Linked DNA regions of Homo sapiens: all the other regions are linked to region 2. A link is a contact called in ENCODE Hi-C or POLR2A ChIA-PET data. All regions are on one chromosome and are shown on one strand. Each heading gives the region's core, a stretch centred on a gene start or an enhancer-like site at or near the end of the contact. The rest is flanking DNA. Distances are from core to core; before and after follow the strand shown. Region 1 overlaps LINC01344 (long intergenic non-protein coding RNA 1344). Region 2 overlaps LINC01344 (long intergenic non-protein coding RNA 1344). Region 3 overlaps LINC01344 (long intergenic non-protein coding RNA 1344).

Evidence for each region. Hi-C counts contacts between places; a loop is a spot of excess contacts on that map. ChIA-PET counts read pairs that join two places held with the same protein, here RNA polymerase II (POLR2A). Pooled maps may share reads with other maps.
Region 1: a loop to region 2 is called in a map of dorsolateral prefrontal cortex, with 6 times the contacts of the local background. The contact joins two enhancer-like sites. A Hi-C loop is called at or near these places in 3 of 168 maps with a recorded cell type or tissue (CD8-positive, alpha-beta T cell, HepG2 and dorsolateral prefrontal cortex) and 2 of 50 pooled maps. POLR2A ChIA-PET finds 5 or more read pairs at or near these places in 9 of 52 experiments (BJ, GM12878, HepG2 and 6 more).
Region 3: a map of esophagus muscularis mucosa shows a loop between it and region 2 (3-fold over the local background). The contact joins two enhancer-like sites. A Hi-C loop is called at or near these places in 6 of 168 maps with a recorded cell type or tissue (CD8-positive, alpha-beta T cell, Caco-2, esophagus muscularis mucosa and 3 more) and 4 of 50 pooled maps. POLR2A ChIA-PET finds 5 or more read pairs at or near these places in 4 of 52 experiments (HepG2, K562, MCF 10A and 1 more).

The regions. Positions count from the first base shown.
Region 1 is chr1:182,235,015-182,237,714 of GRCh38, forward strand. The region is part of intron 2 of LINC01344 (long intergenic non-protein coding RNA 1344); the gene reads right to left. Among named protein-coding and RNA genes, the nearest start is that of LINC01344, 78 kb to the right of the region's middle. Within about 2 kb of position 1,302, at least 9 of the 41 ENCODE cell types and tissues checked have a DNase peak (open chromatin) inside an H3K27ac peak, as active enhancers do; they include dorsolateral prefrontal cortex, where a contact is called at or near this core.
Region 2 is chr1:182,278,458-182,281,157 of GRCh38, forward strand. The region is part of intron 2 of LINC01344 (long intergenic non-protein coding RNA 1344); the gene reads right to left. Among named protein-coding and RNA genes, the nearest start is that of LINC01344, 34 kb to the right of the region's middle. Within about 2 kb of position 1,319, at least 7 of the 41 ENCODE cell types and tissues checked have a DNase peak (open chromatin) inside an H3K27ac peak, as active enhancers do; they include dorsolateral prefrontal cortex, where a contact is called at or near this core.
Region 3 is chr1:182,216,674-182,219,491 of GRCh38, forward strand. The region is part of intron 2 of LINC01344 (long intergenic non-protein coding RNA 1344); the gene reads right to left. Among named protein-coding and RNA genes, the nearest start is that of LINC01344, 96 kb to the right of the region's middle. Within about 2 kb of position 1,463, at least 4 of the 41 ENCODE cell types and tissues checked have a DNase peak (open chromatin) inside an H3K27ac peak, as active enhancers do.

The DNA of each region.
Region 1 (2,700 bases), core at 52-2,551, 43 kb before region 2:
CTTCCAGAGCATGAACAGAGGAGTATAATGGTTTGGCACCCCGCCTTTGGTGCCAGAGAAACCTAGGTTCACACTCTGATTAGACCCTTCAGGGGCTGTGTGATTTTTCTGGGAGAATGAAATTAGATACCATCTATAAAAATCTGGACTTATGGTATAACCAATATGTGGCAGCTGCTATTACTTTAACTTGTTCTTCTGTATACAAATAATAATAGCTTTATCTGTTAGGATTCAGTGCAGGAAACAGAAATTGCTTCACTTACATTGAGTAGGAAGGGATTTAGTCAAGGGATAATGTGCTTGCAAAACGGTTAGAAGGGCTGAAGGAGCAGGTTCTAGGCTGGGGCTCACAAAGCAGTATAGAAATTAACCACCACCTCTAGGGCACCTCTGGAGCTGTGCTGGAATCCAGAAGTGACTGCTGCCTCTGCTACAATTCCTGCCTCTCGATACCCAAGAAGCTGGAGAATGGACTCTGGAACTCTGATGCAGAAAAACCTCCTATTTCCCCAGCTTTGCTGGCCAGCAAAATGGCTACAAAGGGGTGCAGCTTCTGCTTTGCACATCTTGCACTGAGTGCCTCTACTTGGCAGAAGACAGCTTGCTTCTAGAACCCCGACTGCAAAGGAGCCTTGGAATCATGGTGCTCAGCTTTCCAACTTCACCCAGCAAGAGGCAGGAATGAAGGTTGAGTGACCATCCACACCACAGCTGGCACTTTCAGCTGTCATTGGCCTCACAGCACCACAGTTAGGTAAGTGCCCATTTCACAAATGAGGAAGCAGAGCCTTCAGGAAGTTACCTTGTCTGCCCCGGGTCACAGAGGAAGGGGTGAAGAAGCAATGTAAACAGGTTCTATCTTAATCAAAGTCTATGCCCTTAACTACCATTTTTTCTAATCCTCCCTGCATCTTGAATGCCTAACTCTGCATGTGGCCACACCTACTGAATGAATGTTAGAGTTCATTCATCATGAGTTTAAACAGAAAATTACACCAACTTAGAATGCTGTGGCCTAGAGAAAGTGTCTTTACCTCCTGAGTGCGACCCAAGTCAGGAGGCAGGAGGCTGACTGAGGGACACGGAGGAGGTATGCACACTCACAGCATGAGGCAGAGCTGTGTGCACACATCAAGCAAGGAAATGGGGCCGGAATATGGGGCAAAGGCCTACGGATTGAATGGTGGATTTGGATGTGGGCCACTTCTTCCAGCCCCTGAAAGAGGACCAGGCAATGTGGCTATGAATGGGCCTAATGAGAATTGATTGATTCGCTCGAGATGTTTTCTTTTTCTTCCTAAAATAGAAAATGACATACCCCATGATTCATGCACTCCGGTGCCCGTGATAATGGCCTCTTCAGTGCACTGACTCTGCTGATAACCACAGGCACTCATCCTCCGCAGAGGGGTTGTGTGCCACACCCTAGGCACATAGCAACCCTGCAGGCTGTCAGACACCTGCCGCAGAGAGTGCTTTCCACACGCTCTCTGGGACATGAGGCACAGTTCCCAGGAGTGCCTGAGAAATCTCAGTTGCCTGGCATAGATGCTAAGGCCTGAGAGAAGAGCCCAGAGTCTAGGCCTGAGGGGCTGCAGTCTGCACACAGGAGTTAACTCATACACATATACAACCCACAAAGCCACACACATACATAGCACAAATACACACACAGATAGACACAGCACACACAGACACATACATCACACACACACAGACACAAACATGCACACTACACACATGCACAGCCCACATAAACACCCACAGAGTTGCAAATATACACAGCACAAATACACACACAAATAGACCACACGCAGAGAGACACATCACACATACACACAGATACAAATATACACACCACACACAAACACAGAGAGACACACACACCACACATACAACACACACAAACATACACACTACACACATACACAACCCAATAAACACCCACAGAGCCACAAACATATGTAACACAAATACACAGAGAGACACACCATGCAAAGACCCAGAGAAACACCATATACCACACATATGCACACACAAACGTGCACACCCAACACATCACCACGTGCAACACATACACCATACACGGAAACACATGAAGACACTTACGTACACCACACACACATATACACACACAGACACAAACATACGCAGCGCACACACACCACACACATACGCAGGCTCATGCACATACTCTACAAAAAGTGCCTCACTACAGGACAGCCATATCCTAAAAGGCTTAAAATAATGGTTATATGGCCTACAAACGCAGAAGGTGTGTATACAAACCAGTAAAAGAAATGAAAGAAAGCATCAAAAATGGTAAATACACGAAGATAAAATCCCTGTTGAAATGCACGCATGATATTTATTGGGATTGGAGGACAATTCAGGCAACACAAATAATTGATATTTAGTAATCTTTGGATTGTTCCTTGTGAACTTATTCAGTTGAACAGCACATTTTTTCAAGTGGCTGCCCTTTAGCCCCTGTACACTCACTGTGTGGCCACTGACTTACACCCACTGGGCATCTGCCAAGTCCCTACCTCATCTCCCTCCCTTCCAAATGTACCTGTCTGGGGACAGCCCTGCAGAGCCCCTGCAGCGCCTGTTTGATGATAGAGCTTGCCACCCAGTCCCTCTCATTCTTCCAAGCTCCTTTCCTGCCCAAGTCAGGAAAGTCCCACAGTTCTT
Region 2 (2,700 bases), core at 69-2,568:
TTTTCAGGCGTGACAAGTGTTATGGAGAAAAATAGACCAAAAAATGAGGGTAGGGAATTCTGGGGTAAAGACATAAAGATAAAAAGCAAGATAAGCAAACATCTGAGAGAAGAGCCATCCAGGAAGAGGCCTGGAGCTGGGAGTGCCTGGCATGTTCTAGAAACACAAGAGGCCAGCAATGCTGAAGTAGTTAGCAGTGAGACAAGTCAGAGGGTTAGCAGGAGGCCAGACTGGAGAGAACCTCGCAGACTTCTCTGCGATGGGGAGCATATGGGGGTTTTGAGCAGGGGAGGAATCTGATCAAAATCATGGTTTTACAGGGTCTCTCGGCCTGCTGTGTTGAGAACAGGCTGGGCAAGAGGAAGGCAGCACAAAGGCGGAAGCAGACCAGTCAGGAAGCTGTTGTAATAATCTAGGAAAGAACTGATGATGGCTTAGAACAGGGAACAAAGTAGTAGAGGCAGGGAGAAGTGACCAGGTTCTGGGATGCATTTTTAAGACAGAGCCCACAGGCTTTGCCTACAGTGTGTTGTGGGATATAAGAGTAAGAGAAGAGTCCAGGAAGAATGTAATTGCCATTCACTGAGATGAGGAAAACTATGGAAGATCAAGTTTGGTGGATGGATGACCCAAGAAGCTCATTTGGTGATGCTTAGCTTTGAGATGACTTTAGATACTCAGTTGAAGATGGTAAGTGGGCTGTTGAATACATGAGGCTGACCTTCAGGGGACAGGTCTGAGTCAAGGGTATAAATTGGGAATGGTCAGTATTTAGGTGGATCCCACTGCCATAAGGCTAGACAAAAACATTGAGAGTAAGTACAGGTAGAGGAGAGACTGAGCCCGGGACAGGCCACCAGTAGACACCAGAGCTGAGAAGGAAGTAGCCAAAGATGAACTAGAAGGAACAGGAGGGAGGCAGGAGGAAGCCAGGAGAAGGTGGGCCCTTCCTTCTCCTCACTGCTGCCTCGTTAACCCTCATTTTGCCTTTTTGCTGTCACTCCACCTCTGTCAGCTTCACCTCTCTCAGATTCATTCTTAGGTAAATAAAGATGTTTTCTATCACTGTGCATGAGCCAAAATAGATATTTACTAGGTAAACACTATTCCTTTAATTGGGCGATTCTTAAAAAAAAAAAAAAAAAAAAAAGAAGGCACTCAGATCTCTGTTCGGTGTGTTCGTTACAATATGTGGATCTGCTGGAACATCAAATTACCCAGCTCCACGGGCTCCGTGGGCTCCACAGTCAGCCTGCCAAATGGTGTTGAAGATATTCTCATGATTGTTGCTATTGTTATTGTTCAGAGAGGCTTCAGCCCTTGGGGCAGCCCTCCCTCCTTCCCTCTCCCACTCTCCACCCCCTGATCCAGAGGCACGAATGCTCTCATCAATTCACTTTGGTCCAGCTGCCAGGCTGGGGAACAGATGTTGCATTGTTAACAGGAAGGAGAAAACAAACAGCTCCACTCTCCTGTGTTCTCCCGCCCTCCTCCCCCATCCCCCTTTCAGTCCCCTGGTGAAAATGGGAAAACAATGTTGGGGAGAGGACGGGGGTCCAGTGAGTAATGCCCTTCTCCCTGCCAAGGCCGAGCCACGGAGCTCCTGACCAGAGGCACACAGAGCATTCTCCTGGGCCCTGTTTATAGAGGACATAAGCTGTGTCAGCTGAGCGGGCTTGCTCATGGCTGGTGACGTGAAGATGTTCTCACTGAGCAGAACATTGAAAGAAGACAATGGCCCTCTTCTGCATGTGGCCCCAGTGACAAATCTACCTGCATTTTAAGGGCAAAAGCTATGACCAAAAGACAAGCCCAGGGCAGAAGGAAAATGTTTCTTGGCTGAACTCTATCTCTGTATGTCTGATCATTTCTCCTCTGGAGGCTTTTTCGAAATGGGGAGAATTCCTTTTTTTCCCTAGAGAACACAGGGTAAGAGTCTCCCACCTTTTCTCTCACTTGTCACGCAGACCCTTCCAAGCTGGGGAGGGGTAGAGGGGAGGGGTGCATGGAGTAGGGTAAATGTAGGAAATCTAGAGTGAAGGCTGCATGTGAAATAGTAGCATGGAGGTAAAGGAGCACACAGCCTGTCAGCTAGGCTAAGGGATTGAAACTTCCCTTGAAGTTACTAGATGGCAAGGAAAAGATTTTAGGAAGAAGAGTGACATACAAGAAACAGATGACATCTCTGTGATAGATGGGTGGGAAGGGAAAGCTAGTCAAGAGGCCGCTATAGCAATCCAGGTCACAGACAACCAGAAGCCCTAAGACAGTATTAGCGATAGTTCAGCTGCTGTCAATGAGGCAAAATCAATAGGGCTTAGGAACCAATTGGGCATGGAGAAGGGGTGGCTGAGGATGATCAGGCTGTAGAAAGAACATTAGTGGCTCTAAGCCTGGAAAGTTTATGTCCACCCTGTATACAACATCCACAATAAAAGTACTGTCTAATCGTAAAATAAGTAGAAGAAAGCCAATAAGCTTTGTTTTTTCTAGGGTGGCATTTTGATGCTTTTTTAAAGCACTACAATCTTGTTTGTTTAAGCTTTTTTTTTTTTATTTCCATAGGTTTTTGGGGAACAGGTGGTGTTTGGTTACATGAGTACATTATTTAGTGATTTCTGAGATTTTGGTGCACCCATCACCCAAGCAGTACATACTGAACCCAATTTGTAGTCTTTTATCCCTCACCCACTTCCAACC
Region 3 (2,818 bases), core at 213-2,712, 62 kb before region 2:
AGATTGATATAGAGAACCTTATATCACTTAATACCTCCTCCTCTTAGATAATGAGAATTATTCTATATCAATCCTTCTGTCTCTTTTTCTTTCTTCCTTTTTGTTTCTTTTCCCTTTCTTAATCTTTTTCTATGACAACCATAGTCTTGGTCAAGTTTTATATTTAATCCCAGCTACTGCTTTGCCTCTTATGGTGGCTGGAAATTAGTTTTCTCTTTCTTAATTGTACATCCCCATTTAAAATCTTTATTTCATTAATCTGAATGTTTCCAGTTCATGAAAAAAGTCATTTAAAAACAGGATGCAAACAAATTAAACTAAATATGTTTTTCTTATGTTCTGAAGTATTTATCTGCTTTGGATGGATGGTGAGTTGTGAGCACATACCAGCCAACAGAAGGTTAGGATAAAAGATTTGATCTACAACACTAACACAACAAAACAAAAATGATTGTCCTTGGATGGAATAGACTCCAAAATTTAATTGGTTGATATTCAGTAACTCCTTATGGTGGATGAATCCTACCTTTTCCTGAGAGTTCATTTATGACTAATTCCTTCCAGTGACCCATGAGAAAGCCATACTATTTGGAAGCAGACATTCCATTCAAGTCTTACAAACATTGTATGAGTCCAGCTAACGGAATTCAGAATGATTCGGAGAAGCGCTTTTTATTAACCTACTTAAGACAGGCAGTGTTCTCTCTTCTTCATAGATTTACCTTTGAGGACAGGCACTGGTAAGAGCATTGAAAGAGGAGTCAGGTTACACAGGTTCTAATAGCTGGCCTCTAAATAGCTATTGATCATGGGTAAGTTCTTCCACCTTTCTGGGACTCATTTTCCTCATCTGTAGAAAAACTCAGACTAGAGAAATACGAGGCTGCTTCCAGGTCTACCATCTTATGGTTCTCTAACTTATTCTATAAAAGGTATAGAAGAATGGTTCCTGATCTCAAGAAGTTTAGATTTCTTCAAAGGAGGTAAAATAGCAGCCATGTCCCATTTCTGAAGAATCACAAATGTACAAGTAGATCTGCATATTGAAAGTTGAAGTTTATCAGTCAGGGATGGTGGCTCACACCTGTAATCCCAGCACTTTGGGAGGCCAAGGTGGGTGGATCATTTGAGGTCATGAGTTTGAGACCAGCCTGGCAAACACAGTGAAACCCCAACTCTACTAAAAATACAAAAAAAAAAAAAAAAAAAAAAAAAAAAGAAAGAAAGTTGAAGATTATCAATATGACAATGGGTTGAGGTAAAAATATTTTGCCTTTGTTCTTTTTTTCTTTAGGATAGTCTAATATAATTTGAAAAAAAATAAGATTTCATGAATTAATCACCCTCAGCATTTTTAGATTCAAACAAACAAAAAAACTTCTGTTATTCCTCCTACTGGGTGTGAACTTTCTTGCTAGGAGCATTGTGTCCTGTACACATAGGACAAGGAAGGGCAGGACTGGACAAATATTGATCTGAGTGCTAGTTGAGATGAGCTGTAAAAAGGATTACTCAGAATGGAAATATGTAGTTTGAAAAGTGTAAGGGGAACACACTCATACACTGATCATAGAATTTTAACTCCATATAAACTTATGAAAGGAAGGAGAGCAGTAAACAGCAAAAACCTTAAAAATGTGTGTTATGGGCCAGGCGCGGTGGCTCATGCCTGTAACCCCAGCACTTTGGGAGGCCGAGGTGGGCGGATCACCTTACGTCAGGAGTTCAAGACCAGCCTGGTCAACATGGTGAAACCCCGTCTCTACTAAAAATACAAAAATTAGGACTGGGCTGGCAAGATGGAAGAATACGAACAGCTCTGGTATGCAGCTCCCAGTGAGATCAATGCAGAAGGCGGGTGATTTCTGCATTTCCAACTGAGGTACCTGGCTCATCTCATTCGGACTGGTTAGGCAGTGGGTGCAGCCCACGGAAGGCAAAAAGAAGCAAGGTGGGGCATCACCTCACCTGGGAAGTGCAAGGGTTTGGGGAACTCTCTCCCCTAGCCAAGGGAAGCCATGAGGGACTGTGCCCTGAGGAATGGTACATTCCAGCCCAGATACTATGCTTCTCCTATGGTCTTTGCAATCCGCAGACCAGGAGATTCCCTTGGGTGCCTACGCCATCAGGGCCCTGGGTTTCAAGCACAAAACTGGGCAGCTGTTTGGGCAGACACCAAGCTAGCTGCAGGAGTTGTTTTTTTGTTTTTGTTTTTGTTTTTCACACTCCAGTGGCACCTGGAATGCCAGTGAGCACTGTTCACTCCCCTGGAAAGGGGTCTGAAGCCAGGAAGCCAAGTGGTCTAGCTCAGCGGATCCCACTCCCATGGAGCCCAGCAAGCTAAGATCCACTGACTTGAAATTCTCACTGCCAGCACAGCAGTCTAAAGTCGACCTGGGATGCTCCAGTTTGCTGGAGGAAGGGGCGTCCACCATTACTGAGGCTTGAATAGGCGGTTTTCCCCTCACGGTTTAAACAAAGATGCTGGGAAGTTTGAGCTGGGTGGACCCCACTGCAGCTCAGCAAAGTCACTGTAGCCAGACTGCCTCTAGATTCCTCCTTTCTGGACAGGGCATCTTGAAAAAAAAGGCAGCAGCCCCAGTCAGGGGCTTATAGATAAAACCCCCATCTCCCTGGGACAGAGCACCTTGGGGAAGGGGTAACTGTGGGAGCAGCTTCAGCAGGCTTAACTGTCCCTGCCTGCTGGCTCTGAAGACAGCAGCGGATCTCCCAGCACAGCATTCGAGCTCTATTAAGGGACAGACTGCCACCTCAAGTGGGACCTGGACCCCCGTGCCTCCTGACTGGGACACATCCC